Regions from separate parts of the Homo sapiens genome. Here region 2 is linked to region 1. A link is an interaction called in ENCODE POLR2A ChIA-PET data of the cell type or tissue named here. Cell type or tissue: A673. All regions are shown on one strand. Links, peaks and the distances in the headings refer to the core of each region. The heading gives the core; the rest is flanking DNA.

Evidence for each region. Peaks named below come from ENCODE experiments on the same cell type or tissue, not always from the same donor. Only the 100,000 strongest peaks of a DNase experiment are listed, where the experiment ranks them.
Region 2: POLR2A ChIA-PET joins it to region 1 with 13 read pairs; 3 of 35 experiments call an interaction of 5 or more read pairs at or near these places.

Annotation. Positions count from the first base shown.
Region 1 is chr5:134,834,269-134,850,394 of GRCh38, reverse strand. C5orf24 (chromosome 5 open reading frame 24) reads right to left here and starts at 4,427. Exons shown (of 2, transcript NM_001135586.1): 1 at 4,183-4,427. RefSeq lists silencers at 4,002-4,051, 4,082-4,461 and an enhancer at 3,981-4,716. In A673, for the core only: no CTCF peak of the experiment used is centred there; a DNase peak (open chromatin) is centred at 4,484; H3K4me3 peaks cover 949 bases; H3K27ac peaks cover 2,361 bases.
Region 2 is chr5:134,147,968-134,164,093 of GRCh38, reverse strand. SKP1 (S-phase kinase associated protein 1) reads left to right here. Exons shown (of 6, transcript NM_170679.3): 4 at 2,964-3,107; 5 at 5,499-5,639; 6 at 6,326-15,159. The coding sequence ends at 6,361. It overlaps TCF7 (transcription factor 7), which reads right to left. Exons shown (of 10, transcript NM_003202.5): 10 at 15,884-16,126. Among named protein-coding and RNA genes, the nearest start is that of SKP1, 21 kb to the left of the region's middle. In A673, for the core only: no CTCF peak of the experiment used is centred there; no DNase peak of the experiment used is centred there.

The DNA of each region.
Region 1 (16,126 bases), core at 4,032-12,031:
CGGGTGGATCACCTGAGGTCGGGAGTTTGAGACCAGCCTGACCAACATGGAGAAACCCCATCTCTACTAAAAATAAAATTTAGTTGGGCGTGGTGGTACATGCCTGTAATCCCAGCTACTCAGGACGCTGAGGCAGGAGAATCGCTTGAACCTGGGAGGAGGAGGTTGCAGTGAGCCGAGATCATGCCACTGCACTCCAGCCTGGGCAACAAGAGCAAACTCCATCTCAAAGAAAACAAACAAAAAACCACATATCTCCATTTCTTCATTCCTTCAATATTGTCCAGAATTTATGCCTTTAGTTTGTATTATGTAAATTTAGTTCTGACATAACTCACATTTATTGAGGGCCAACTCCATGCAAAACACTATTCTAAGCACAAATTGACAAGAGTAAAGCTATTTATTCCAATGGAAAGATAATGAGACACTGACTTAGCCAGGTGTGGTAGCTCACGCCTGTACTCCCAGCACTTTGGGAGGCTGAGGCGGGTGGATCACTTGAGGTCAGGAGTTCGAGACCAGCCTGGCCAACAGGGAGAAACCCCGTCACTACAAAAAATACAAAAATTAGCTGGGCATGGAGGCATGCACTTGTAATCCCAGCTACTCGGAAGGCTGAGGCAGCAGAATTGCTTGAACCCGGGAGGCAGAGGTTGCAGTGAGCTGAGATCACACCTCTGCACTCCAGGCTGGGCAACAGAGTGAGACTCTCTCTTTAAAAAAAAAAAAAAAAAAAAAAAAAAAGACACTGACTTAACATTTCTGAAGTGCAGGGCTTCTGTATGTTCTATATATTCCTTCCCTGCTACTGCCAAGAAATCAGTACAGTATTCTACTTAATAATTAATAAACAAGCTGGACAAGGAATTTAATATGAGAATTACTCGTAAATAATTAACTTTAAAAACGCAAACAGAACTAAAACCAATCCTTTCCTATTTTCAGACTTCAACTTTATTAAGTTGGGAATCAGCACTATTAGATGCTTATGTGCATAACCATCACTATATATTTACATGCAGCATATTTATGTTTATATAAAAAGTATTTGCATGTGAGCTTAACCCTGCACTCCATAATGCCTTCCTCCTCCCACTTCCGAGCTAACTATTGTTGAAACACTCCCTTTTTTTTTTTGAGACGAAGTCTAGCTCTGTTGCCCAGGCTGGAGTGCAGTGACTTGATCTTGGCTCACTGCAACCTCTGGAACCCCGGTTTAAGCGATTCTCCTGCCTCAGCCTCCGAAGTAGCTGGGATTACAGGCATGTGCCACCACGCCCAGCTAATTTTTGTATATTTAGTAGAGATGGGGTTTCATTATGTTGGCCAGGCTGGTGTTGAACTCCTGACCTCGTGATCCACCCGCTCAGCCTCCCAAAGTACTGGGATTACAGGCGTGAGCCACCGCGCCCAGCCTCTTTTTTTTTTTTTTTTGAGACGGAGTTTCACTCTTGTTGCCCAGGCTGGAGTGCAATGGTGCAATCTTGACTCACCGCAACCTCTGCCTCCCGGGTTCAAGCGATTCTCCTGCCTCAGCCTCCTGAGTAGCTGGGATTACAGGCACATGCCACCACGCCCAATTTTTTTATTTTCGGTAGAGACGACGTTTCACCATGTTAGTCAGGCTGGTCTCGAACTCCTGACCTCAGGTGATCCGCCTGCCACAGCTCCCAAAGTGTTGGGATTACAGGCGTGAGGCACCACGCCCGGCTTTTTTTTTTTTTTTTTTTTTTGAGACGGAGTTTTGCTCTTGCCCAGGCTGGAGTGCAATGGCGCGATCTTGGCTTACCGCAACCTCCACCTCCCGGGTTCAAGCAATTCTCCTGCCTCAGCCTCCTGAGTAGCTGGGATTACAGGCACGTATGCTAGGCTAATTTTTATACTTTTTTTTTTTTTTAGTAGAAACGAGGTTTCACCATGTTGGCCAGGCTGGTCTCAAACTCCCGAGTTCAGGTGATTCGCCTGCCTTGGCCTCCCAAAGTGCCGGGATTACAGGCGTGAGCCACCACGCCGGGCGGAAAGACCCTTTCATTGAAAGTATGCAAGCGACATTTGTTTTTTGTTTTGTTTTGTTTTGTTTTGATATGGAGTCTTGCTCTGTCGCCCAGGCTGGAGAACAGTGGCCCGATCTTGGCTCACTGCAAGCTACGCCTCCCAGGTTCTCGCCATTCTCCTGCCTCAGCTTCCCGAGTAGCTGGGACTACAGGCGCCAGCCACCACGCCTGGCTAATTTTTCGTATTTTTAGTAGAGACGGGTTTCACCATGTTAGCCAGGATGGTCTCGATCTCCTGACCTCGTGATCCGCCTGCCTTGGCCTCCCTAAGTGCTGGGATTACAGGCCACAGCCACCGCGACCGGTCCCAAGCCACATTTCTTAAGAGTCAGAATGGTCCGGCGCGGTGGCTCAGGCCTGTAATCCCAGAAATTTTGGAAGCCCAGGTGGGCAGATCAGTTGAGGTCGGGAGTTCCAGAGTAGCCTGGCCTGGATAACACAGCGAAACCCTCTCTCTAAAAATCCAAAAAATTAGTCAGGCATGGTGGCGGGTGCCTGTAACTCCAGCTACTCCAGAGGCTGAGGCAGGAGAATCGCTTGAACCCAAAGGCGGAGGTTGCAGTGAGCCGAGTTCGTGCCACTGTACTCCAGCCTAGGAAACAGACTCCATCTCAGGAAAAAAAAAAAAAAAATAGGATGAATACTACATTTCCAGACAGCGTGGACTGAATAGAAGCCAAGAGTTATAGAACAGGTTGTGTAGACTATCAAAGGTTAAAGATCATCTTTTTAAATAGTTACTGAAGCCGGGTGCAGTGGCTCACGCCTGTAATCCCAGCACTTTGGGAGGTTGAGAAGGGTGGATCACGAGGTCAGCAGTTCGAGACCAGCCTGGTCAACATGGTTAAACACCATCTTTACTAAAAATACAAAAATTAGCTGGGTGTGGTGGCGCATGCCTATAATCCCAGCTACTTGGGAGGCTGAGGCAGGAGAATTGCTTGAACCCGGGAGGCAGAGGTTGCAGTGAGCCGCGATCGCGCCACTGTACTCCAGCCTGGGGGACAGAGTGAGACTCCGTTTCAAAAAAAACAAAACAAACAAAAACAACCAATAAATAGTTCCCTGAATGTACAGGAGTCAACTAAGAGCTTCTATATATTTGGACTGTGACTAAATTCGAATACTTAAAGCATAAGCTAAAACTTACCATCCTTGAAGTTGTTTTATTGTGTTTAACTCCTAAAGTTTAACCCCTAAAATGAGCCGTTCTTTATAGAACAATTCCTTTCTCTTCTCTTGAATGTGGCAGTCATTACTGCCAACATAAAGAAATGTAACTATTTTTAGTAACTTCACAAAGCATCCCTGAAGCTTTCTAAACATGGAGAAAGCTTCCTTTCAAGAAACCCAAGTTCTGTTCTCCAAAGATCAAAGATCACGTAATTCTCAGAGATTTATTTCAGGTCATTTGACTAACTATTATGTATAATCATATACGTTTCATAATTCTAAATGAAGATTTGCAACTCACCTCAATCACTCTGAAAGTCCATTCAGCAGAGGCCAATAGCCACGCACCCTGCCCCACCACGGAAAGTTTTGATAATAGGACGGCACATAAATAACGGCCTCCTTTGTCTTCTTCCTGCTCCTTAACTGTGCCCCACGGTGCACAAATAAGGACTCTCCTTATTTTGACACGAGGCGTTTAGAATGTATTACCTGTTGTGTGCTGAAAGCGACTATTAGCGTATTGGCAATAACAAGTTTGCAGAAGATGCACGCCACCCTAGAGAAAGGGTTGTGTACCCTCTAAAAAGCAAAATTCATAAGCCGCTATCCGTCCACTCGGAGTTCCGCAAGCGTAGAAGTCCACGGGCACTCCATCGCGACGCCGATCTCGAGCCGGCAGGCTTTTATTTAAAGGCGAAGGGCGGACTGCGGATTCTGACCTCTCAAAGAAAAGAAAGGGGGCTCCCTCCCCCCGCCGCAGGAGGAATGTCCCCCCGTAATGGCTCCACACCGGGGAAGAGCAGGCTACGTCCGGGGCCCCTCCTCTCACTCCGGCTACACTAGGGCCCCTTGGCAGGAGGCCTCTTCTCCCCGGTCAGCGAGGCGCCCGTTCTCGCCGCCGCCCTACCCCGCTCCCGGCCGGCTGACCAGCCCGCGCACCCCTACCTACCTCAGCCGCTCGTAGCCCGGCCCCTCGGCGCGTCTAGGGGCTTCCCAGCGGCTGGGAACCTCGTGCTGGCGCCGCTCCCTCCCCAGCCCGCCGCCTCTGCACGGTGCGGAGAACGGGCCAAGACGGAGTGGCAGGCAGCGAGGGCGGCGGCGAGGCAGGCGCTGGCTCCCAGCACCCGCCGCGGCCGCCGCGCACGGTCCTGCCCCGGACGCAGTACGAAGAGGCCGCTACCACCCTGTAGTGTTAGAGGCGGCGTGCGCGAGCTCGCGAGGGCCGCGCACGCACACGCTCACTCGCATCGCGAGACCCGATCTCCCGCCGCCAACCTGCACGCAAGCTTTGGGAGGGAGCCAGGCTGGCAGGCTGCGCTTGCGCGTCGTGGCCTTAAGCCTGAGCTGCTGGTGATCCGGCGTGGACCGTCCCCAGTGGCTGGGGTTGAGGAACCCACCAAATGGGGAATTAATAACTTCCTTACTTGTATTGGTTTTCACCACAATTCTGAGATGCTGGAACTCCTGCTGACCCCATTTCTTAGATACAGGACAAATAAATGATAGTCAGGGGAGTTGGGACTCTTCATGCCCAGGATCATGTGATAATGAAAAGCTTTATTTTATGGGACATCCTATGATCCACGCAGATTACAGGCGTAAGCCACCACGCCCCAGGAATTGTCGCATTCATTATTCCATAATCACAGGAAAGGATGGAACAACAAACTACCGCTATTATGTTTTTCTTGTGAGATATCTGACATATCAGTCACCTCACACAAACCCACTTAGAAGGGATTCATTTCCTCACTCCTTCCTCCTGTGAATTTCCAGATGTCAGAATGGAGAGGATCCAGAATTAGGGCAGCTACTGAAAGGGAGACACTTTATTAAGCAGTGGGAAGAGGCTAGAGGAGGATGCTTGCCCTTTTCCCCCATGTAATGAAGGATATTTGAGGATGGACAATTCATAGAACTGAGTTCTACCATAAGCACAGCCCTGAGCCAGGTACTGCCCTGCCAGTAGGAAAGAAAGGAGGAGAAACAACTTTTCTGGACAAACACACAAGCCAGGACACAACACACGAAACAAGCAAGCCCATTCATTCAAACTACTGAGGGACTGGAGACAGATAAGCCATGTGAACAGTTGATCAAACCTACACCAATAAAAACTCTGGACAGCCTGGGTGCGGTGGCTCACGCCTGTAATCCCAGCACTTTGGGAGGCCGAGGCGGGCAGATCACGAGGTCAGGAGTTCGAAACAAGCCTGACTAACATGGTGAAACCCCTTCTCTACTAAAAATACGAAAATTAGTTGGGCATGGTGGTGCGCACCTGTAATCCCAGCTACTCGGAAGGCTGAGGCAGGAGGATCGCTTGAACCCAGGAGGTGGAGGTTGCTGTGAGCCGAGATCGCACCACTGCACTCCAGCCTGGGACAGAACGAGACTCCGTCTCAAACAAACAAACAACAACAACAACAAAAAACTCTGGACACAAAGCTCAGGTGGAATTCCCTGGTTGGGAAGCTAGGATTTTTTTGGCAGACGGAGATTCATAACATGATTCTAAACATCATTCCAACTAGGTGGAGTGATTCACACCTGTAATCCCAGGACTTTGGGAGGCCAAAGCAGGAGGCCAGGAGTTTGAGACCAGCCTGGACAATATAGAGAGATTCTGTCTCTACAAAAAATAAAACAATTAGCTGGGTGTGGTGATGAGTACTTGTAGTGCCAGCTGCTACGGAGGCTGAGACAGAAGGAAGGACTGAGATAGGAGGAAGGAGACTGAGGCTTCCTTAAGCTGTGTTTGTGCCACTGCACTCCAGCCTGGGCAACAGAGTGAGACCCTGTCTCAAAAAAATAAAATGCTAAAAAAACAGGATTAATCATGCTAGTGTTATTTATATGTAAAAGGAAAATACCAATATAGAAAAGTTAAAATATGTACACAGATTTTAAGGCATATTAAGTAGCCTATCTAAAAACAAGTTTTTTTTCTAAGCAAGGTTTTTTTGCTCTTGAGGTGGAGCACTCCCATACCATATAATCACTATTCCAAATCTGTAACTCTAAACTCTTGTCTGAAATGGCATTTGTACATAAAAACATTTAAGAAAAAGAAATTTTCATTCTAAAAAAGTCAAGTAATTTGCAGGCCCAATGGAGGGGTAGCCAGAATAACAAAGAAGTCAGGCAGCCCTGAGTTTGAATGCCTTTCTGCCACTTGCCTCCCATGGTATTTTGGGCAAGTCATTGCTCCACCAAAAGTTTCCACATGTAAGAAATTAAGACAATGTCTTCCTTGTAGAGCTGTGAAATTAAATAAGGTAATAGGACTATTTAAATATCCATCAGTGGCCAGGCACAGTGACTCATGCCTATAATCCCAGCACTTTGGGAGGCCAAGGCGGGTGGATCCCCTGAAATCAGGAGTTCAAGACCAGCCTGGCCAACATGGTGAAACCCTGTCTCTACTAAAAATACAAAAAATTAGGCATGGTGGTGCATGTCGCTAAATCCCAGTTACTCGGGAGGCTGAGGCAAGAGAATCGCTTGAACCTGGGAGGCGGAGGTTGCAGTCAGTTGAGATCGTGCCACTGCACTCCAGTCTGGGTGACAGAATGAGACTGTCTCAAAAATAACTCAGCTTAGCTACTTGGTAGGCTGAGGCGGGAGGATCGCTTGAGCCTGGAAGGCAGGGATTACAGTGAGCCACGCCACTGCACTCCAGCCTGGATGACCAAGCGAGACCCTGTCCCAAAAGATATAAAGAAAAAAGAAAATATTCACCACTACTTAGATGTTCATTATACTATTCTATTTTCAAATATTTACCATTTTCCATAAAATATTTTAAGCTCATACAAGTTATATTGTTCTTGAAAATAACCAAATAATTCCAATAAAATCTTGAATAAGAATTCATGGGAATAAGGCCAGGCACGGTGGGTCATGCCTGCAATCCCAGGACTTTGGGAGGCCGAGGCAGGTGGATTACTTGAGGCCAGAAGTTCCAGAACAGCCTGGCCAACATGACGAAACCTCGTATCTAGTAAAAATAGAAAAATCAGCCAGGTGTGATGGTGCACATCTGTAATCCCAGCTACTCGGGAGGCTAAGGCACGAGAATCACTTGAACCCCAGAGGTGGAGGTTGCGGTGAGCCAAGATTGGCCACTGCACTCCAGTCTGGGCAACAGTGAGACTGTCTCAAAAAAAAAAAAAATTATGGGGACAAATATTCATCATTACAGCTAAAGGGAATAACTGAGGAAGACTTGCAAAGGATTTGAGTTTCGAGTTTGGATTTGAAAGTGCCAGACATGAATTGGTGGAGTAGAAGCTGTGGTGGCTACAGGGAAGACAAAAGCAAGTACATTTATAATGGTGGAACCTTTGCCCACTGAATGCTCCAGGAAGGGTTGGAAGTGGGCTTTAAATGCCACTTTAGTCTGGAGATATTTCACAGAAGCACCATGAGCCAGGAAATATCAGCAAGAAATCTCCAGCCAGCTCTCTTTAGAAGGAGATCTAGCCACCAAGATGAAACTGCACACTTACATCAGCTGATGACCTTAGTAAAATAACACCAGCCATTTGGTGAACCACTAGCTAGTGGGTATTTGATCAAGGAATAGGAGACATTCCAGGTTTACTCACCCTCTGACACATCTACTCATTTATGCTATATGTTGACTTTAGCTTTTTTTTTTTTTTCAGATGGAGTCTCACTCTTTCACCCAGGCTGGGTCACTGGATTATGGCCCAATCTTGGCTCACTGCAACCTCCACTTCCCGGGTTCAAGCGATTCTCCTGCCTCAGCCTCCTGAGTAGCTGGGACTATAGGCATGTGCTACCATGCCTGGCTAATTTTTGTATTTTTAGTAGGGACAGGGTTTCACCATGTTGGCCAGGCTGGTCTTGAACTCCTGACCTCAGGTGATCCTCCCACCTCGGCCTCCCAAAGTGCTGGGATTACAGGCAGGAGCCACCGTGTGCAGCCAACTTATTTTAGATTCAATGGAGCAGACAAATGTTATAACCATGCAAAATAGTGCTTCAAGAAAATCTAAACTATCTTCACAATAGTCACTATGAGAGAAATAGTGACCAATTCATTTTTTATATAGGAATTTGCTACCACTCTAGGCAGCTCCTCTTATAAAATTCTAAAATTCTATAAACTTCTAAAATTTGACCTCATATTAAAGCAATCAGCCTCCTACTAATGTCTACCCACTGTCCTAGTTTTTTAGACTCACATTGCACAAAGTTAGTCATGTGATTCCACTTGACTCTATAAGGTGCTCATTTAGTTCAGGCCTCTAGAAGCTCTTTTTTGGATATATTATAAATATTATAACTAATCTCCACTATGTAGCTCCTCTGTACTTCTTCAGCCATCCCCTCCCCCAAAGTCAGGCATAGCCATGTGACTTGCACTAGTCAATGAAAGTGACAAATGCAAGATTCTCTGAGATTCTTCTCTGCCATTAGGACTGTGATGTTAGAGTTGCCATCAGTCTGGATCCTGGATTCTGGGGTTAGATAGATGTGAAGTAAAGCTTCTCCTCTTACAACACATGAGGATAATTTAGCATAGATGAGAAATAAACTTTTTTTTTTGAGACAGTCTCATTCTGTCACCCAGGCTGGAGTGCAGTGGCGAGATGTTGGTTCCCTGCAACCTCCACCTCCCGGGTTCAAGCGATTCTCATATCTCAGCCTCCCAAGTAGCTAGGACTACAGGCACGAGCCACCACACCTGGCTTTTTGTATTTTTAGTAGAGAGGGGGTTTCACCATGTTGACCAGCCTGGTCTCCAACTCCTGGCCTCAGGTGATCTGCCCACTTCAGCCTCCCAAAGTGCTGGGATGACAGGCGTGAGCCACTACACCTAGCCCAGAAAAATTAAAAAAAAAAAGAAATCACTGAGATTTTTCTTACTACACCATAATCTAGCTGTAGTAACTGGAAACTACAAACGTTATTTTTACCTCTGATGAAAAGCTAAGAGAGAATTGAAGAAATAACATAATCCAAAAAAATTGAGGAAACGGGCCCTTCTACGATGTAGAGGGGCAGGTGTAAAAAATTTAACCTTGCCAAAGAACAGTCTGGCCTTTACTGCTGGCTTCTTGGAAGTAATCCCTAAACCCTTGGAATGTCATGCTTCATAGTGTTTTTGTTTGCCTGGGGCCGTGGGTCATGCAAGATAGTCTAACAATGTGATTTAGTGTGAAAGAGCTGGGTCACATGGTATCAGCTCCACCTCCTGAGGGACTGAAAACTGATCAGCCATATGGCTAATTAATCATGTCTACATAATTAGCTCCAATAAAAACTCTGGATACCAAGGCTCAGATGAGCCTCCCAGACAGGTGCAATGGCTTATGCCTATAATCCCAGCACTTTGGGAGGCCGAAACAGGAGGACTGCTTGAGCCCAGGAGTGGGAGATCAGCCTAGGCAACAACATAGGGAGACCCTGCCAATACCAGAAAAAAAAAAAATGCCAGGCATGGTGGCACATGCCTGTGGTCCCAACTACTTAGGATGCTGAGGTGGGAAGATTGTTTGAGCCCATGAGGTTGAGGCTGCAGTGAGCTGTAATCACGTGACTGTACTTCAGATTGAATGACAGAGTGAGACTCTGTCCCCAAAATATAATAAACCAGGCACGGTAGTTCACGTGTGAAATCCCAGCATTTTGAGAGGCTAAGGAGGGAGGACCACTTGAGCCCAAGAGTTTGGGGCTACAGTGAGCCATGACCATGACACTGTACTCCAGCCTGAACAACAGAGCAAGACCTGGACTCAAAAAATATACAAATGAATGAATAAATAAATAGGGTGCTGCTAAGGCCACATCACTTCCCTGTTCTTTTTTTTTTTTTTTTTTTTTTGAGATGCAGTCTCGCTCTGTCGCCAGGCTGTAGTGGGGTGGTGCAATCTTGACTCACTGCAACCTCCGCCTCCCGGGTTCAAGCGATTCCCCTGCCGCAGCCTCCCGAGTAGCTGGGACTACAGGTGCACACCACCATGCCAGGCTAGTGTTTTGTATTTTAGTAGAGATGGAGTTTCACCATTTCGGCCAGGATGGTCTCGATCTCCTGACCTCATGATCCGCCCACCTTGGCCTCCCAAGTTTCTGGGATTACAGGAGTGAGCCACCGCACCCAGCCACTTACCTGTTCTTAAGGTTAAGTTACTCTAGGCTAGGTGTGGTGGCTCACGCCTGCAATCCCAGCACTTTGGGAGCCTGAGGCAGGCAGATCACTTGAGGTCAGGAGTTTGAGACCAGCTTGACCAACATGGTGAAACCCTGTCTCTACTAAAAATACAAAGAAAAAAAAATTAGCCAGGCATGGTGGCACGCACCTGTAATCCCAGCTACTTAGGAGGCAGACACGAGAACTGCTTGAACCTGGGAGGTGGAGGTTGAAGTGAGCTGAGACTGCGCCATTGCACTCCAGCTTGGGTGACAGTGAGACTCTGTCTCAAAAAAAAAAAAAAAAAAGGTAAAGTTACTCCTTAAATTTAACACTTGCATTAGCATCTACAATAACAGCATCCTCTTTCCAGTCCCTTCAGCTGCAGGGTATGAATAATAAAAGCAGTATTGACATATTCTAATAATGCTGCTTGATATAAGCAGGCCAAACTGAAAAAAACTAAAATACCATGTATGTACCACAAACCACATCTTCTATATAGTATTTATTGTTACCAGACAGGCAGGCTTTGGAATGAAGATAGATACGGATTTAAATGCCAGGTCTGCCACTTACTAGCTGTGTGACCATAAACAATTCAACAAGTATTTATTAAATGCAAAACTGAAGATACAAAATATAGGACATGGACTGTGATCTCAGGGAGCTCATATTCCACTGAAATCATTGAAATGGACAATCAAACATATCATTGGAATTTGGTGTTAAGTGCAACAAGAATGGTGGGTCTGATGTTTTTAGAAAATTAACTCAGATTGGGTTTTTTTTTTTTTTTGAGACAGGGTCTTGCTCTGTTGCCAGGCTGGAATGCAGTGGTGTGATCATGGCTCACTGCAGCCTCAACCTCCCCAGGCTCAGGGGATCCTCCAACCTCAGCCTCCCAAGTATCTGGGACTATGGATGTGTGCCGGGCCAATTTTTGTATGTTTTGTAGAGACAGGGTTTCCTCATGTTGCCCAAGCTGGTCTTGAAGTCCTGGGCTCAAGTGATCCTCCTGCCTTAGCCTCCCAAAGTGCTGGGATTACAGGTTTGAGCCACTGTACCTGGCCAGATTGGTCTTAATGAGGTGCTATAGTACACACAATACATACATAATGTACTGTCAAATGCAGAGGCTTTTTCAAGGGCATAGGTATTTATCAGTAAGTACTTCATCTGCAACAAGACCATACTTAGACAATTTTTTTTTTTTTTGTAGAGACGAGGTCATGCCATGTTGCCAAGGCTAGTCTCAGACTCCTGGCCTCAAGTGATCCCCTCACCTGAGCCTCTCAAAGTGCTGAAATTATAGGGATGAGCCACTGTGCCTGGAGTACACTTTTATTTGTTTGTTTGAGATAAAGTCTTGCTCTTTCACTTAGGCTGGAATGTGGTGGCGTGATCTCGGCTCACTGATTCTCCTCTCAGCCTCCCGAGTAGCTGGGATTACAGGTGCCTGCCAACATGCCTGGCTAATTTTTGTAGTTTTTTAGTAGAGACGGCGTTTCATCATGTTGGCCAGGCTGGTCTCAAACTGACCTCAGGTGATCTGCCTGCCTCAGCCCCACAAAGTGCTGGGATTACAGGCGTGAGCCACCGCATCCGGCCGGGAGTGCACTTTTAAACATCACACTATTCCACTTATCTCCCAACATTTTTTCTTCAAAAGTATACATCCTTGAAATACAATTTGAACTCAATATAACATTTTTCATAGTTTCTCCAAAAGCTTCAGCCTGGCCCAAGGTAGGCCATATCACATAGGCAAATCACCAGTGAATTTGTCTTTTGAATGATAAATAGTGATTATATAAATGTGAATAAAAGGAATATTTGTCTATATCTGGAATTTGGCTGCCTCTAAAGACCTTTCAATTGAGGGTACAAGTGTTTTTGTTTTGTTTTGTTTTTAAATACAGACGGGGTCTCCCTATATTGATCAGACTGGTCTTGAACTCCTGGGCTCAAGCAATCCTCCCGCCACTGCCTCGCAAAGTGCTAGGATTACAGGTGTGAGCAACCACACCCAACCCAAGTGTTCTTAGATACTTTCATATACATAGGAAAAAAATGAATCTTGCTTTGTACATTTTAACTTATCAGTAACAGCTGACTGTCCCTGCTAAATATATAGCTTTATATCAATAATAAAAAGAAAGATAGGGTCTTGGTCTGTTTTGGCTGCTATAACAAACTAATGGACTGAATGGCTTACAAAAGACAAAATTTTATCTCTGGAAGCTGGAAAGTCCAAGGTCAAAGTACTGGCCAATTTGGTGTCTGGTAGAGAGCCAGCTTTCTGATTCACAGACAGCTTTTTTTTTTTTTTTGCTATGTTCTCACATGGCAGAAGGGGCAAGGGAGTTCACTGGGGTCTCTTTTATAAGGGCACTGATCCCACTAGCCCTCATGACATAATCACCTCCCAAAGGCCTCCAAATACTATCAAATTGGGAATTAGGTTTCAACATCATGAATTTGGGGGTAGGGGGAGGGTACAAACATTCAGTGTATAGCAGAGAGCATAAGAAAATCTACCCCTATTCACCCATTATAATAATAGTGCCAGCCAACATTTATTGAATGCTTACCATATGCCAGGCACTATTTTTACGTGCTTTAAGCATATTTATGCTTTAAATGTATTATTTCACCTCATCCTCATAACAATCCTAAGATGTACATATTATATCTGAATTTTATATATGAAAAAACAGATAAAGTGGCCAGGCACAGTGGCTCACGCCTATAGTCCCAGCACTTTGGGAGGTCAAGGCGGGTGGATCACCTGAGGTCGGGAGTTCTAGACCAGCCTGACCAACATGGAGAGACCCCATCTCTACCAAAAATACAAAATTAGCCGGGCATGGTGACGCATGCCTATAGTCCCAGCTACTTGGGAGGCTGAGACAGGTAAATCACTTGAACCTGGGAGGCGGAGGTTGCAGTGAGCTGAGATCGCGCCATTGCACTCCAACCTGGGCAACAAGAGTGAAACTCCATCTCAAAAAAAAAGAAAAAACAGATAAAGCATTTAAGCAAGCCCAAGGTTGTTCAAGTACCCTCCCAATATACATACTTGATTATGTATATGAACTGTTATACCAATACAGTAACAATATATTATATAGCAACATATTATAAAAAACTTAACAGGCTGGGAGGGGTGGCTCATGCCCGCAATCCCAGCACTTTGGGAGGCCGAGGTGGGCGGATCACGAGGTCAGGAGTTCGAGACCAGCCTGACCAATATGGTGAATCCCTGTCTCTACTAAAAATATAAAAATAAGCCAGGCATGGTGGCACGTGCCTGTAATCCCAGCTACTCAGGAGGATGAGGCAGGAGGATCACTTGAACCCGAGAAGCGGAGGTTGCAGTGAGCCAAGATTGCGCCACTGCACTCCAGCCTGCATGACAGAGTGAGACTCCATCTCAAAAAAAGCAAAAACAAAAACAAAAACAATAACCTTACACAAAGTAAAATTTTAAAGAAAGGATGAGATTTAGAAAGAAAAATAAGGCCAGGCGGGCCCAGTGGCTCACGCCCGTAATCCCAGCACTTTGGGAGAGCAAGGCAGTTGGATCATCTGAGGTCAGGAGTTCGAGACCAGCCTGACCAACATGGTAAAACCTTGTCTCTACTAAAATTACAAAAATTTAGCCAGGTGTGGTGGCGGGCACTTGTAATCCCAGCTACTTGGGAGGCTGAGGCAGAATCACTAGAATCCGGGAGGCGGAGCTTGCAGTGAGCTGAGATCACGCCATTGCACACCAGCCTGGGCAGTAAGAGCAAAACTCTGTCTCAAAAAAAAAAAAAAAAAAAAAAAGCTTCTCAATGACCAGCCAGACATCAGGATGTAAAAAATAAATAAATGAGTATAGGCTTCTCACTAAGTTATTTTTATTTAGAAAAATATATCTTTCATTTAAAAATATTTACTTAACACATATGGGTTGTGAGTTTTTTATAAATATTCTACAACTTAAAAAAATAAAGAAAGAAAAAAAAATCCAGGTGCGGTGGCTCATGCCTGTAATCCCAGTAGAGGAAGGAGGATTGCCTGAGGCCAGGAGTCTAAGATTAGCCTGGGCAACATAGCGAGACCCCACTGCTACAAAAAATAAAAAATTAGCCAGGCATGGTGGCACACACCTGTATAGTCCTACTTACCTATTCAGGAGGCTGAAGTGGGAGGATCACTTGAGCATAGGAGTTTTGAGACTACTGTGAGCTATGATCATGCCACTGCACTCCAGCCTGGGCAACAGAGCAAGACCCTGTCTCTGAAAGTAAAATAAAGAAGAAAAAAAAACACAGAAGCTTCAAAATTTTCTTCCTGCTTTTCTTTTTGAGATGGAGTTACTCTGTCACCCAAGCTGGAGTGCACTGGCACGATCTGGGCTCACTGTAACCTCCACCTCCTGGATTCATGCAATTCTCCTGCCTCAGCCTCCCAAGTAGCTGGGATTATAGGCGTATGCCACCATGCCCTACTAATTTTTGTATTTTTTTAGTAGAGACTGGGTTTCACCATGTTGGCCAGGCTGACACTCCTGACCTCAAGTGATCTGCCCACTTCGGCCTCCCAAAGTGTTGGGATTACAAGTGTGAGCCAACGCATCCGGCCTCTTCCTGCTTTTCAATAAATTACTGTCACGTACCCCACTTTGGAGACCACAGCTTTAGTTCACAGGCAGTCAAAATCCAAGAGCAACAGTGAAGATTACCAGTATTTCTCAAACTTAAATGTGTATCATAGAATGATTACCACCCCCAGATATACTTTTTTTTAAGACAGTCTTGCTCTGTTGTCCAGGCCGGAGTGCACTGGCGTGATCTTGGCTCACTGCAACCTCTGCCTCCTGGGCTCGAGCAGTTCTCATGCCTCAGCCTCCTGAGTAGCTGGGATTACAGGAGCACACCACCACGCCGGCTAATTTTTTTTTTTTTTGAGATGGAGTTTAGCTCTGTTATCCAGGCTGAAGTGCAGTGCCGCAATCTTGGCTCACTGCAACCTCTGCCTCCCAGGTTCAAGTGATTCTCCTGCCTCAGCCTCCCGAGTAGCTGGGACTACAGGCACATGCCACTACACCGGCTAATTTTTTTTATTTTTAGTAGAGACAGGTTTTACTATATTGGCCAGGCTGGTCTCGAACTCCTAACCTTGTGATCTGCCTGCCTCAGCCTCCCAAAGTGCTAGGGTTACAGGAGTGAGCTACCGTGCCTGGCCTTGTAGTTTTGATAGAGACAGAGTTGCACCATGTTGGCCAGGCTGGTCTCAAACTCCTGACCTCAGGTGATCCACCCTCCTCGGCCTCCCAAAGTGCTGGGATTACAGGCATGAGCCACTGTGCCTGACCCCAGACACATTTTCAGGAGCAAAATTAAACCAATAAAAAGTTACAGAGGAATTTATGCTCTCTTTGAAGCTCCCAAGCATCCAGCCCTGCCAAGCTTTCCAAATCCTGTGCCACAGACACAGGCTGAGGGCTGGTTTGGGGATAGGGAGGACTCTTTTCCAAAGTTAACAGTATACTTTTGGGAGTATCAGCTCCAGAAAGACTCCCTTAGGCAAAGGCACAGAGAAAAGATGTTGCCTTCAAGGTTTCTGGGAATGGCTGGAAGGCACTTGAGAGCCTCCTAGGATTTCAGGGATAAAGGCCAAGGACACTCTAACATCCAAAGCTGCTACAGAAGTGCCTGAAGTTGCCAGGCTGCTAAAAATC
Region 2 (16,126 bases), core at 4,515-12,514, 690 kb after region 1:
CTGCCTCAGTCTCTCAAAGTGCTGGGATTACAGGCTTGAGTCACCATCCCTGGCCGAAGATAATCTTTTAAACAAAGACGTGAATATTTGGGGGAAAAGAATTCTGGGATTTGGGAGCAAGTACAGTGACCTTAAGACAAGAGCATGCCCTGCCTTTTTAGGAAAGGCAAGGAGTTTAGTGGAAGCTAGAGCAAGAAGTGAGTAGATAAGGTCAGAGTTAAAGGGTTGGGTGATGTAGGGCCACTTCTGAGAATGAGAAGTGCTTGGTTTTTGGGGTTTTTTTGTTTGTTTGGTTTGTTTGTTTGAGATAGGGCCTCACTGTGTTGCCTGGGCTGGAGTGCAGTGGTGCAGTCATGGGTCACTGCACCTTCTACCTCCCGGGTTCAGGTGATCTTCTCACCTCAGCCTCCCGAGTAGCTGGGAGTACAAGCACATGCCACCACACTTGGCAAATTTTTGTATTTTTTGTAGAGATGGAGTTTCACCATGTTGCCGAGGCTAGTCCGGAACTCCTGGGCTCAAGCGATCTGTCTCCTTTGGCCTCCCAGAGTGCTGGGATTATAGGTGTGGGCCACCACACCCAGCCGAGAAGTTTTTTTTTTTTTTAAGCCTGTTTGTATTGAATATATATCATATTTTGAAGAATAATTACATGATGCCAAAACTATGGAAGTACAATAAAATCTCCTTTCCCTGTCTCTTATCTGATTGGAAACTGCTCCCCCCACAAAGTAATGTGGCATTTTTTTGTTTTTCTTTTTTACTGGCACCACCCGTTGTGAACCTAGGCATTAGTTTCTTTATATATCCTTTTAAGAGTTTTTTATTTTTAAATTTTTATTTTTTGTTAGTAGTGATAGTGATTTTTTTTTTTTTTTTTTGACAGAATCGCACTCTCTTGCTCAGGCTGGAGTGCAGTGGCACGATCATGGCTCACTACAGCCTCAGCCTCCTGGGCTCAAGTGATTCTCTTGCCTCAGCCTTCTGAGTAGCTGGGACCATAGGTGTGCACCACCAGTCCCATCTCATTTTTGTATTTTTCATAGAGACAGGGTTTCACCATGTTACCCAGGCTGGTCTCAAACTTCTGGGCTCAAGTAAGTCACCCACCTTGGCCTCCCAAAGTGCTAGGATTACAGGTGTGAGCCACAGTGCCCAGCCTATTATTATTATCATCATTTTTTGTAGAGACGGGGTGTCTCTATATTGCCCAGGCTATTCTTGAACTTCCGGCCTTAAGCAGTCCTGCCTCAGCCTCCCAAAGTGCTGAGATTACAAGTATGAACCACTGTGCCCAGGTTTAGAGTTTAAAAAATGCCTGGATAAGCAAATATTGACGTTTTTAAATTTTCTTATATAGTTGGAATACTTCCTAAAAAGCTATTATTTATTTCATTAAAAACCCTTAGCTGGGTGCAGTGGCTCACGCCTGTAATCCCAGCACTTTGGGAAGCCAAGGGGGGTGGATCATCTGAGGTCAGGAGTTCGAGACCAGCCTGGCCAACTAAAAATAAAAAAAAATTAGCTGGGTGTTGTGGCAGGCACCTATAATCCCAGCTACTCAGGAGGCTGAGGCAGGAGAATCGCTTGAACCCAGGAGGTGGAGGTTGCAGTGAGCCAAGATAGCGCCATTGCACTCCAGCCTGGGCAACAAGAGTGAAACTCAGTCTCAAAATTAAAACGAAAACAAAAACCTTTCGCTGGCCAGGCACAGTGGCTCATAGCTGTAATCCCAACACTTTGGGAGGGCAAGGTGGGTGAATTGCTTGAGTTCAGGAGTTTGCAACATGATGAAACCTTATCTCTACAAAAACAAAATACAAAAATGAGCCAGGTGTGGTGGCATGCACCTGTAGTTGCAGCTACTTGGGAGGCTGAGGTGGGAGGATCGCTTAAGCACAGGAGGTCGAGTGAGCCATGATCGCGGCACTGCATTCCAGCCTGGGTGACACAGTGAGATCTTGTCTCAAAAACAAACAAACAACCCTTTGCTTGGCTTTTCCTTATTGAAATTGTTCTTTCTTTTTTTTTTTTTGGATCCTGGCAATGTTTCTTGGCTCTGCCATTTTCTCTCAGCATTGTTTACTCCTCCAACATTTTGCTATGAAAAAGTTTTAGCCATACAGAAAAATGGAAAGAATTACACAGTAGACAACCATGTAGCCACTGCCTAGATTCTACAACTGAAAACACTTTCAGTATTGATTTTGGTCTTTATGCTGGTATGTATAGTCTAAGTAATCAGCTTCCTGAAACTTTATGGAGTAATTATTCTCCTATTAAGGAAATTTTGGGGCTTTTCCTGCTTTGTTCCTACACCAAATAGTCTCACACATGTGTCTAGGGTATTTGGAATTTGCTGGTTACAATATATGTACATATTCAGCTTTTCTGAGGAGTGCTGGATTAGCTTTCAAAGGGGTTATACCAATTTATACTCTCTAGAAGAGTTTGTGTTTCCTTTCCACTATTGCCCAACAATTAGTATCAGTTTCTTGATTTTTTTTCAATCTAGAGAAGTATCTGTAGTGTTAGTTTTGCTTCTAGTAAAGTTGAGCGTTCCTTATGTTTGGCTATTCAGATTTCATTTATTGGCTGTACATATTAACCCATTTCTCTTTAATGATTTTTGAAAGATTTTATATTCTCTCAGCTAATCATTGTTGTACATATTGCAGGTATCTTCCAGTCATTGTCCTAACTTTTCTTTTTGCATAGAAGCTTTTTAATGTAGTCAAGTACAGTACTCTGTCTGCATGGCTTGCTTTTATCTAATAAGATCTTCTCCCTTCTAGGGTTATAATGATTCTTCAAGCTTCATTTTTGTTTTTCAAGCTTGGCTGTTAATGGCTCAAGTCAACCTCTAGCTAGTTATTATTCCAATATAGGGATAAGTTGTCCCAGCAGTGGAATGAGTACCTTGTGACAAAGTGCCACAGAGGAATGAACTTTTGTTGTTGTAGGTCATTCAGTGGTGCACCCACCACAAGGATGACCCTCCTCCTCCTGAAGATGATGAGAACAAAGAAAAGCGAACAGATGATATCCCTGTTTGGGACCAAGAATTCCTGAAAGTTGACCAAGGAACACTTTTTGAACTCATTCTGGTAAGTTTTTAATGTGTAAGATAGCTCTACTCTAGAGCCTTTAAACACTTCTTATAGATTTAAATTTGCTAACTTCATTGACACTGAATTTTAATACTCTCTAAATTCAAATGTAACGCCATATTTAAATCCACATATCAGTAACACACTAAATGTAAATGGTCTAAACACAGTTAAAAGGCAGAAATTACCAGATCAGAAAAGCAAGCTTAGCTGTGCTGTCTGTAAGAAACCCGCTTTAAATATATAGACAGAACTAGGTTTAAAGAATGGAAGAAGATACGGTACACTAACACGAATCAAAAGAAAGCTGGAGTGACTATATTAAAATAGGTTTGGAGGCAAAGAATATTACCAGGGTTAAAGAGGATTATTTCATACTGATAAGGGGATCAGTTTTTTAAAAAGACATAACAATTATAAATTTTTATCTGGCTAGAAGCAGAACTTCCAAGAAGTGAAACAAAACCCAATAGAACTCAAAGAAGTCCACAAAGTGACAATCATAGAGATTTCAGCACCTCTCTCAATTAATATAACTAGACAGAAATCAGGATAACTTGATATAACACTATTGACCAAATTGTCTTAATGGATATTTATAAAATATTATATATATATATATTTTTGAGACAGAGTTTCACTCTTGTCACACAGGCTGTGGTGCAGTGGCATGATTTTGGCTCACTGCAACCTCCACCTCCCAGGTTCAAGCAATTCTCCTGCCTCAGCCTCCTGAGTAGCTGAGATTACAGGCATGAGCCACCATGCTCAGCTAAGTTTTTGTATTTTTAGTAGAGATGGGGTTTCACCATGTTGGCCAGGATGGTCTTGAACTCCTGACCTCAGGTGATCCACCTACCTAGGCCTCCCAAAGTGTTGGGATTACAGGTGTGAGCCACCGCGCCTGGCCTAAAACATTATATGTAATGATAGCAGAATACATATTCTTTTCAAGTGTATATTACCAAATAGACCATGTTCTGGGCCATAAAACAAGTCTCAGCTGGGTGCGGTGGCTCACGCCTGTGATCCCAACACTTTGGGAGGGTGAGGCGGGTGGATCACTTGAGGCTAGGAGTTCAAGACCAGCCTGGCCAGCATGATGAAACCCCATCTCTACTAAAAATACGAAAATTAGGCCGGGCGCGGTGGCTCACGCCTATAATCCCAGCACTTTGGGAGGCCAAGGTGGGCGGATCACGAGGTCAGGAAATCGAGACCATCCTGGCTAACATGGTGAAACCCCGTCTCTACTGAAAATATAGAAAATTAGCCGGGTGGGGTGGCAGGAACCTGTAGTCTCAGCTACTCGGGAGGCCGAGGCAGGAGAATGGCATGAACCCGGGAGGTGGAGCTTGCAGTGAGCCGATATCGCACCACTGCCCTCCAGCCTGGGTGACAGAGCGAGACTTCGTCTCAAAAAAAAAAAAAAAAAATTAGCTGGGTGAGATGGCACCCACCTGTAATCCCAGCTACTTGGGAGACTGAAGCAAGAGAATTGGCTGAACCTAGGAGGTAGAGATTGCAGTGAGCCGAGATCACGCCACTGAATTCCAGCCTGGGTGACAGAGTGAGACGGTGTCTTAAAAAAAAAGTCTCCATTGTAAAAGGATTCAGGTCATACAAAGTATGTCTTCTGACTGCAATGGAATTAGAAATCACAAACAGAAAGGTATCTGGAAAAATCTGCAACTACTTTTAAACTAACACATTTGCAAGTAACCTATGGGTCAGAGAAGAAATAGAAAGTATTTTGAGCTGAGTGGAAGTAAAACACATGAAAAATCGGTGAGATGCAGCTAAAGAAGTACTTAGAGGGAAATTGATGGAATGAAATACCTATATTATTAGAAAAGAAGAAAAGTTTCAAATCGGTGATCTAAGCTTCCACCTTAAACTAGTAAAAGATGAAATTAACTACAAAGTAAACAGAAGAATGAGAATATTAAAGGGCAGAAATCAATGAAATAGAAAACAGGTAAACAATAAAGTCAATGAAACCAAAACCTGTTTTTTAAAATGAGATCAATATAGTGCTATAACTGCTTACGTTTGAACTCTTTAAGTGTGGACAAATATTTTTGCCAAGACCTGATGTGGTATTTGTGTGCATGTGTACACACATACACAACAGTAGTGGCCGTTATTTCACATTTGAGCTAGTATAGTTTGGTTAAGGAAGCAGAAGGATTCAACATTATAGAGGTATAACAAAGAAGGTCACATAAAAGTCTTTCACAGAAGAACTTAGGAGTGATTTATTCTTCTCCCTTTAATTTCTTAAAATTAGCATTTTAAGCTTTATTAGATACGGAGTGTCAATCATTAACTTTGGATTTAGTTTAAAACATCAAGTATACTTTAAGGAAAACAACTGTCTCTTTACAGGCTGCAAACTACTTAGACATCAAAGGTTTGCTTGATGTTACATGCAAGACTGTTGCCAATATGATCAAGGGGAAAACTCCTGAGGAGATTCGCAAGACCTTCAATATCAAAAATGACTTTACTGAAGAGGAGGAAGCCCAGGTAGGTAGCACACAGTTTTGTCTTTGATCACATGCTCTTAAAAAGGGAGTAACACCTATAACATGCCAGCAAAAGAGGTGACTGTATCAAGTAGTCTTGATACTTTAGGGATAATATGTACTTAATGTGTCTTAAACATACTCTTACTGTTCTGTCTTTATGAATCTGAACACTTAGATGATACTGCATTTTAAGCATAAGAACAATTAGTTTTCAATGAGAAGAGCTCTTGTTAATGTATTAACAGTTACTAGTTTTGGCACCTGCAACTTTCTGTATAGACCATACATATCTGACATCAGAAAAGCAGGCCCTAGAGAGAAGTATATACTAGGGTACTTTAGAGCAACTTAATGAGGGGAGGAAATGAAAGAATAGATCAGAATGATTTTGTTGACATGACTACAGACTGAAATAATGTGAATGAATTAACTGAATTTGCTCTGTCAACTTTAGTAAATTGCCCATTGCCTTTGCTTTGTTCATAATTTCAGCAGGGCAGAATAAAAACCATGGGAGGCAAAGAAAGGAAATCCGGAAATATAGTCTTAACCTGGTGTTGTTCTAATTTTCCATCTGTTCTTCTGACTCAACTCACTGGCTATCGATGAATCAGTAGGTAGTATTTATAAGTCTTAGGAAAGACTACTCAAGTTAAGGTACTTCCCTATATCCATCTCTTTTAGGTACGCAAAGAGAACCAGTGGTGTGAAGAGAAGTGAAATGTTGTGCCTGACACTGTAACACTGTAAGGATTGTTCCAAATACTAGTTGCACTGCTCTGTTTATAATTGTTAATATTAGACAAACAGTAGACAAATGCAGCAGCAAGTCAATTGTATTAGCAGAATATTGTCCTCATTGCATGTGTAGTTTGAGCACAGATCCCAAACCTTACGGCCAAGTTTCTTCTAGTATGATGGAAAGTTTCTTTTTTCTTTGCTCTGAATAAAACTGAACTGTGGGTTCTCTATAAGTGGCATTTTGGGCTTTCCCTCTTTTTTGTAAAGCAATGTCTGCCTAGTTTATTGTCCAGTTAACTTTAGTGACCTTTTAAAAGTTGGCATTGTAAATAAAACAACTTGCAAAAAAGTTTTCTGGAATAGAATTAACAAAATATTATCTTTATTCATGAGTTGGAAACTGGAAAAAGGCTTCTTGAAGTAAATGTTCTGAGTGGAGCTACTAGGATGTCTTCCAGCCTCCTGCAGTCAAGGAGTACCACTGTATTGATTAGCCTGTATGTAGCAGGGCTCCCTTCATTGCATCTGAGGACTTGTTTTCTTTTTCTTTATTTTTAATCCTCTTAGTTTTAAATATATTGCCTAGAGACTCAGTTACTACCCAGTTTGTGGTTTTTTGGGAGAAATGTAACTGGACAGTTAGCTTTTCAATTAAAAAGACACTTAACCCATGTGGGATGTCATCTTTTTATAATTAGTGTTCCCATGTGGAGAAAATTATTCACACTACTTGCATGTAAAGAATAATTTAACTTTTAACATTAAAATATGTGGTAAAACCCAGAAAGCATCCATCATGAATGCAAGATACTTTCAATAAAAAGTAAGTTATATAGTAGGTAGTTAAGTTTGCTTTTGTGGACTTAAATGTGTCTCTTCACTTAAATGGGTTGAATGTGTATATATTTGTTCAGCTTGAAAAGACTTAGTTTATATCCTAGCTCACTGGAGGCTGCTGACATAACCATAACTTCTGTCCCTTCTAATTGTCATTTATATGCCTAACTGGAGCTAGTACTTTAATTCTTAACACAAAATTACTCTGCCATTGTTTCCAGCTTCCCTCCTACAATAGAATGAAGTTTTTTTGATGGCTTGAGATGGCTCACAAATTTTGATTTTTTTTTCTTCCTTGTGCTCCCTTTTTTTCTCCTTGCTTTTCCAGTTAACATCTATATTCACATGTAATCTTGTTTTCTCTTCACATTCACTGAGTTGTTCAGGCTCAGATCATCCCTTGACAGTAGTTTGCCTTCATCTCACCTTTCATTTGTCCCAAATTCACCTTATTTAATAAAGTCCCATATGTTGTCTCACTTAATTCCAATTTGTTGTCTGTACCAGAGATAGGAAACTATAATGTGTGGGTCAAATCAGGCCCATAGCCTGTTTTTGTAGTCTTTGAGCTAAAAATGGTTTTTACGTTGTAAAGAGTTATTTAAAATTCTCTCTCTCTCTCTCTCTCTCTCTCAGGAGATAAGCTTGTTTTCTGTTTGTCCTGGTTTTAGTGGGGAAGGTAGCGGTGTATAGTCCTAGCTGAATTGTCTCATCTACCAATTCCTGCTATTATAAGATCAACTTCTGCAAAAACCTTATCCACCTCAAGTATCCTTAGCAGCTGGGCATGGTGGCTTATGCCTGTAATCTCAACATTTTGGGAGGACAAGACAGGAGGATCGTTTGAGCCCAGGAGTTCAAGACCAGCCTGGGCAACACAGAAAGTCCCTGTCTCTCCAAAAAAAAAAAAAAAAATTAGCAGTCATATGGTGCATGCCTATAATCCCAACTACTTGAGAGGCTGAGGTGGGAAGATGGCTTGAGCCTGAGAGGTCGAGGCTGCAGTGAGCTGGCATTGCACCACTGCACTCCAGTCTAGGCAATAGAGCGAGACCTTGTCTCAAAAACAAACCAGAAGTATCCTTAGCAGTATTATGACAAACAAATCTTCACTGAAGGTCCAGGATTACTGCCATATGCCATGTTTAACTTGTAAAGGAAGTATCACCTTCTAAGAAACTGGAGCTTGTTATTACCACTTGATCTGTATAATACTCAGCAGTAGTTAGAATTATATGAGTAAATAACGTCACTATCCGTATTTAAAGGATAATGAGATCTTTCAGAAAGATTGGATGGACAGACAATATAGTAGTAATTTAAATTTTTGTTTCCTGACTTTCTGTAGTCCCTAAACAAACAACAAAAAATCCTAGTAATCTTAAACTTTTACATTAATAGAGATCCAAGAGAAAATAAGCCATTTTTCACCATTGTGGACCCAAATAAATCATAGACATGGTATTAAGAAGCCCTTTTCAGTCTGGTTGCAGTATTATTTTCCTACCTTTCTTTTTCCTGTTCCCTGCTGTATGCCCACTATTCCTTTAATATATCTACTAGAACTTTTCTAGGCTTTCACCTGGAGTGAGTGGTCCTTTCTCATTATCACAGTAGCCAAACCTCAGTCTTCAAAACTCCACTCATTTCTGGCTACTCTCTTACTTCCCAACTATTCTTCTAAACTAATATTGTGGCATTAAGTCATACCTTGAGGCTGGAGTTTTAGTGTCTTCATGGCCTTGGGCAAGTTGGAAATAGGTACTACGGTTTTATAGATCTAGTGCAGTCTGCTTTATATTAGTTCCAGAACTTCATTGGAAGTCACTTGACAGCAGGATTTAACTTGTATTTAGCAGCACTACTCCATGAATTTCAGTATAAGTAACAGAAGTGAAAAGTCCTTGTGAAATGCAGGTACAGGGCATAATGAAAACAAGAAGAGTAGTTTTAATGCATGAGAGGGGAGAGCTTGATAATAGCTGATAATAGCCTTGGTTTGGAGAGTGGTTACTGATGAATTATGAAGACTTTCTCTAATTACTGTTATAGTAGTAAAGGAAAGAAAACCCTTGTTGATAAAGTAAACTTAGGGATTAATTAGGAAATGCCTTTTATTTCACCAGGAAAGAGAATGAGAGGAAGAAGGTATTTGGCAGATTTGGGTGATTGAAGGATGTTTGTCGGTTTCCTCTGTAAACAACATGCTGCTTTCTGCAGTGTGCTGCTTTTAATGATGAAGTCCTTTCAAGGACTCCATGGCAGTCCTTTGGCTTCTCACCTTTTCATTGATTATGTCACTTGTGATCTAAAAGTAAACCAAAACCTTCCTGAATGTTAGCTTATTATTTTCTCCTTAACATTGTCATAGGCTAAAGATGTGCCCCCTCAAATTCTAATAATTTTTTTTTTTTTTTTTTTTTTTTTGAGACAGAGTCTCACTCTGTCGCCCAGACTGGAATGCAGTGGTGCGATCTCAGCTCACTGCAACCTCCGCCTCCTGGGTTCAAGTGATTCTCCTGCCTCAGCCTCCCGAGTAGCTGGGATTACAGGCACATGCCACCATGCCTGGCTAATTTTTTTGTGTTTTTATTAGAGATGGAGTTTTACCATATTGGCCAGGCTGGTCTTGAACTCCTGACCTTGTGATCCGCCCGCCTTAGCCTCCGAAAGTGCTGAGGTTACACGTGTGACCCACCGCACACGGCCCTAATAATTCTTAAGTTGTAGAAGCAAGTTACTCTTTTGAAGTGCCATGTGTTAGCTTGCCTTAATCTATTCTTGGTATACAAAATAGATACTGCTTTACAGTTCTTATATTTTCTCAGAGATTCACAAAATCATCCTGTAGCTCCCTGTGTGGGATTATAGCTGTGACTTTTTACTCTACAACTGTCAGAATACACCAGCTCCTGGAATTAAGCAAGAACTATATTGTGACTTGGTTGGACAGGTAACTGCAGCCTTGTAACATGACATCATAGTAATGCTGAGCTTATCTTAAAACTAGCTGGGGAGGGAGGATAGTAACAGTGAGTCACTGTGGGCATCTCACTTAGGGCAGGCAGATATTCCAAATCACATTGATTTTTCAGTTTACGTAAAAATTGACCAATCCTATGGGCTGTGTTCTGATCCCAACATAAATTTTGTTTAAGTTAATTTGCCTAGGCTCTCAATAAGGCAGTTTGGGAATATAAGGTGATTTTCCACCAGAAAAGAGAAAATTGAGAGAGCAGCAGACCTCTTGCTCTCAGCACCCTTTACAAGCTTAACTTTTGCTTGCCACCATTAGCTTTTGAAGATTTTTTTTAACTGCTCCTTGCAGAGCAGGACTACCCCATAGGCAGTGTGCCCAGAGTAGCCCGAAGAGCTTTTTGATTCTTCTTTTAAGAGACAAGGTCTCACCTCTGCCCCCCAGGCTGGAGTGCAGTGATGTGATCACAGCTCATTGCAGCCTCGAACTCTTGGGCTCCAACAGTCCTCCTGCCTCAGCCTCCTGAATAGCTAGGACTACATGTGTGTGCTACCATGCCTTGCTAGTTTTTGTTTTTTTAAATTGATTTTTATAGAGATGAGGTCTCCTCATGTTGCCCAGGCTGTTTTCGAATTCCTGGGCTCAAGATCCTCCTGCCTCAACCTCCCAAAGTGCTGGTATTACAGATGTGAGCCACAGCACCCACCAATTTTTCCTTTTCTAAAGCTCAGTGTACATTCTGGTAGGAAGGAATCAACCAAGTAAATGTTCTCCCTACAAAGTTGTTTGAGGATTTGAAAAGTTAATCTTCAATTATCTGGATTTGAAACCAGTCTATAACTTTTTAAGCTAGGAAGAAGTCAAGAATAAGAAGATTGCAAGCAAAGGGAAAGCTTACAAAATGGCTGAATCCTTAAAGTGTAGCTCCTGGCTTCTCCTTGGTAGGAAGCATTAGACATGGTTTCCCTCTAGGGAGCTGGGAGCTTTTGGTGTAGTTCAGGAGAGAAGGCATAAATACTGCTGGGAGGGAGTGGATAACTCTAATAAAAATGTTCCTGGGCTGGGCACGGTGGCTCACGCCTGTAATCCCAACATTTTCAGAGGCTGAGGTGTGCAGATCACGAGGTCAAGAGATCGAGACCATCCTGGCCAACATGGTGAAACCTCATCTCTACTAAAAATACAAAAATTAGCTGGGCGTGGTGGCACATGCCTGTAGTCCCAGCAACTCGGGAGGCTGAGGCAGGAGAACCGCTTGAACCCGGGAGGCGGAAGTTGCAGTGAGCCGACATCACGCCACTGACTGCAGTCCAGCCTGGCGACAGAGCGAGACTCCGTTTCAAAAAAAAAAAGTTTCTGGACAGAACAGATTAATGAGCCAATGGGGGGCTACAGAGCTGAAAGGTGCTACGAAAGGTTTTGTAAAGTGAAACTAATTTGGTTTCAAGAATCAAGTTGGATTTGTTTGGGGGTGGACAGATGCCAAAGTGAGGAAAAAGCAGTGCACAGTCAGGAACTAACAGCAGAAGGTTGGGTGTTGGTACATTTCCCTGAGAATATAGACTAAAGAGAAATTAGGGCAGGATTAGTCACAGTACTTTGCTGACACTCAGTAGTATTTTATCAGCATTTATTCATCAGACCCACATTAGGCAGGGCAATTTTTGAGTGAGCTAAATTCTAATTTTTTTAATTTTAATTTTTATTTATTTATTTTTTGGCTGTTCAACTAAACCAGTCTTTTGAATGTTGGGGGTTTTACAGTTAGAGTCCTGATGACTTTTTCTTGTTTACTGTTGTTAAAAATCACTACCTCCAGTGGTCACAGAGAATGAGTAAGAGAACTGGCTGTGCATATCAAGATGAAGTATGGTGTAAGAAATATTTCAGAGCATGTCCTTTGGCCCAAGATTGAGCCATTTGGACACCTAAGCAGGATTGGCTGAATGTTATCCTTTCTGCTGAGGCATCAGTGGAGATGATCATTAGTGGTGGCCGAAAAGTGTTGTCGAAGGTGCTCTTGCTTGACACACTTCCAATGCGGGACATAGTTTGAGTGATAGATGGCTAATTCATTGATAATGTACTTGTTGCCTTGCAGTCTTGTGTACTGCTGGCTACCTCTGGTCTGTGTGCCAGTATTGAGCAGCATTCTATGGGAGGAATGTAGTTGCTCATAACAGTGTCTGCTTCCACATCTGTAGTTCTTGCGACCTTCTGATATCTGTCAACTTTAAATTTTCTGGAAGTATTTAAGTATATTCAGACCTTCTGATATCTCTTAACTTCAAATTTTCAACCTGCTATATAGCAGCCTCTTATTGCACACTGAGGATCAGCTTATTTCCTTAAAGTGCTCTCACTTTGAATACCTCCCACCTATCTGGTGAAAATTCTTATTTGTCCTTTCTTTCCTGAATGTACCATTTCACAACCTCTAACTGCCTTCTTCAGTTGCTTTGCAGATTTTTCTGTTCCAGGAAGCTTACGGAAAGGGGTGGGAAAATAGAGAAGCTGTACTCTATCCTCAAGTACTCAAGCAGGGTTTCCAGAGTGGCTTTGTAAAAATTTTTATTTATTTATTTATTTATTTTTGGTGAGTGGAACCTGGCTTTTCCTCTTCCCTCCCCAAGCCCCACCCCGCTTCCTGACATTGCACATGCCTGAAAGAACTAGGCTTCAGATAAAAGAATGAGAACACTTGAATGAAAAAGGAAGACTTGGTCCAGAGCCCCTGGTGAATATGAAAGAAGTATTGGCCTGGACTATCTCCCGCATAATTCACAGCTGCTATCTTGTCTTCAGAAGTGAAACATCCCTTACCAATAGTGACCTAACTTGTGAGGACTGCTTGTGATAGTATAGTTCCCACCCCCAGGACATAAGTTTTCCCTTTCCAGTTAACATGCCTAATCCCATGCTATCTTTAAGAGCTTGAAAATCCTTCCTGACCTGAGCTAGGCTTTTATTCTAAGGGACTGTGTATGTGAACATCCCCACCATCTATGTTTCCTGTTTTCAAACTCGGTGCCGTTTTGAGTATTTTCAGATGCTCACTGCCAGTAATGGTTTGTTAGTAGCTCCAAACTATTAGAGAAGAGCTCAGGAGTCAGAATTTGAAAGATGCCCATAGGGTGATTTGAGATTTGGAACAAGGTTATCACAATAAGTTGGGATTGGGGGAGTTGACACAACCAGGGTCTGCTTGGGTGGGCAGCTGTTTCAGAAACCCTTGGTGAACTCTTAAAGCCCTGAAGAGCTTAAAAAATGCTCTGAAGAGATCTGAGAGTCGCAGTTAAGGACTCTCAAAGAACCTCAAAGAAAAGCCAACTTAGCCTTTTTATACAATTAACTAGATTTGGGTCTTAAATTCTACTTTGACATATAGGCCTAAGAGGTAGTTTAACATGGCCTTGTTACCCTTACCCCTTCTGTTCTGTGCTGTTTTCTGAGAAACGGATGCAGGAACTGATTCCCTTTCTTCCTCTCTGGAACAGGATATAAAGAACCCTTCCGCTTCCCTTTACTTGTGGCCTTCCTGGCCAGGCTTATGTATACTGAACAAAGCTAGGGTGCAGTGCTTCTGAGCTAGCTGTTAGGGGTCCACAGCCAGAAGGAATGGGAGACCACAGGAGCCATTCAAAAGATAATTACATGTCAGAAGAGAGTCCATCCATGGGGTTCTGTTAAAGTAGACACCTTCACGTTGGGAGACATAGGCTTTGTCTGCTTGCTGGGCTGAACCCTCACCATATCCACAGAGAACAAAATGGGGAGCAGCTGTACCAGGGGAGGGATGAACGTCTTTCACCCAAGTTGCCAGTCTGCTAGTTGTCTGGAAATGTTCAAGGGAGGCTAAGGTATCTTGTCTTATGATGTCTCAGGAAACAGGGTTGGTTCTCAGCTGGCAGTGAAGGGGGACTGGTGTGGTATTAGCAGTTGAACTTGAGGTTGCAATCTCAAGTCACCCTCTGGCCTCGCAGGAATGCACCAGGGTGATTTGGGAGGATCTGAGTTTCCTTTATGAAGTCAGATTAAAAAAAAAAAAAGCTGATCTGATTTAAACAGAGTTGCCAAAGACTTCCCCGCCAATACACAAAGACTGCATTGTTCAGGTACCCTGTGTACTCTAAGTGAGACACCAAATCAGATGCAGCAACCTGGTCTTGCATAAGCCCTGGTTAGAATGTAGGTTTTTTAAACAACTAGGCCAGTAGCCAGAACAGAATTCTTTAAAATGGGACAGATGTCCAGAGAATGGCTAGTGTCCTCTAGCACTCTCTCAGAAGCAAAAGCAAGTCTGGGGTTACAACTTCCAGTGGCCTACTTTAAATAGACGCTGTTCTGGAAAATGACTTTATACTTTAAACACAAAATCCAAAAAATAGAACTCAGTGGAGTGACAATGACAATGCATGATGGTGGCCCAGTGGCTGTCCCATGTGAAATACTTCTTGCCTGACATGTATCATCTACTTGTTGACTGACCTATTGAGGTGCCTTCATGACACCTTTTACATTCATGATAGGTCTCAGGAAGACAGCAGTGTACTTGGTGGAAACTCATGTAAAAAGTGGGTTGTAGGGAGCTAAACAGTGAGTACACATGGTATATGGATACGGAATGGAATAATAGACATTGGAGACTTCAAAAGGTGGGAGATGAAAGGGGGATGAGGTATGAAATCCTACCTGTTGAGTACAATGTACACTACTTACGTGCACAGTACACTGTTTGGGTGAGAGGCACACTAAAAGCCCGGACCTCACCGCTACCCAGTATGTTCATGTAACACAGCTGCACTTGTACCCCCTAAATGTATACAAATAATCTAAAAATAGCCCGGACCTCACCGCTACACAATATATTCATGTAACACAGCTGCATTTGTACCCCCTAAATGTATACAAATAATCTAAAAATAAAGTGGATATGGTGGCTGTCGTGTCCACCAACAGCGTATGTAACTTTTTAAAAAGTGGGTAATAGATTTATCAAACTTGAAGGCTTGTGTGAAAATATGAAAAATACTTTGCGTCTTAACAGATGCAGTCTTTGGGTGCAGCGCACCAGCACGGCACATGTATACATATGTAACTAACCTGCGCATTGTGCACATGTACCCTAAAACGTAAAGTATAATAATAATAATTAAAAAAAAAGATGCAGTCTTTGGGAGGAAGGGGTGCTATTAAAAAATCCTCCTTTAGGATTTTGTGGTGCTAATAGGTTATAAAAGACTCGTTTGCTCTTGTTTTCCTTGAAATAGGATATGCACTTGTGGAATGTTTTCTTTTCTCTCTGCCCTCAGAGGAAAATGGAGCCTAGTGGTCATGTGTACCTATTTCAGGTTGAATTGTCTTGTCAGCCTTTATGGACGGCAGTTGGCAACTCATTTATTCTTATATGAGCACTGGGGAGCAGGCTGGCCTGCATCATTGTGGGGTTAAGAGCAAAGCTTGGAATGGGAGTATAGGCATAGCTCTCAGGTGAGGCAGGCAGGGCCCACACCCCTTTAGGGGAGATGACAAGTGTAATCCCTGGTTTCTACAGGCTGGAGGTTTGGGAACATATGTACCATAGGAAACAAACTCCAAGTTTCCTGACTGTGGAGAAGGAAAGGAAAGAATATCATGCTCTGTTACTGAAACAGCTTATTCCTCAGGGTCAGGCTTTGAAAAACAAACCCAGTAAAAAGTATCTTTATTCTCATGTTTAAAAGTTTTTCTATGATGATGCATTAACAATACAAAAATATTTTGAACACTACAATAATCTTTTTCTCAAGACTTCTTGCAGTGTTACACTAGAATATGTGATCTTTGGATTCTGAGAAACCAGTGGCTAAAGTAGGAACTAAAGGCTTTTTTTGAGGGGTGTGTGAATACATGGACAGCCCTTTTTTTTTTTTTTTTTTTTTTTTGAGATG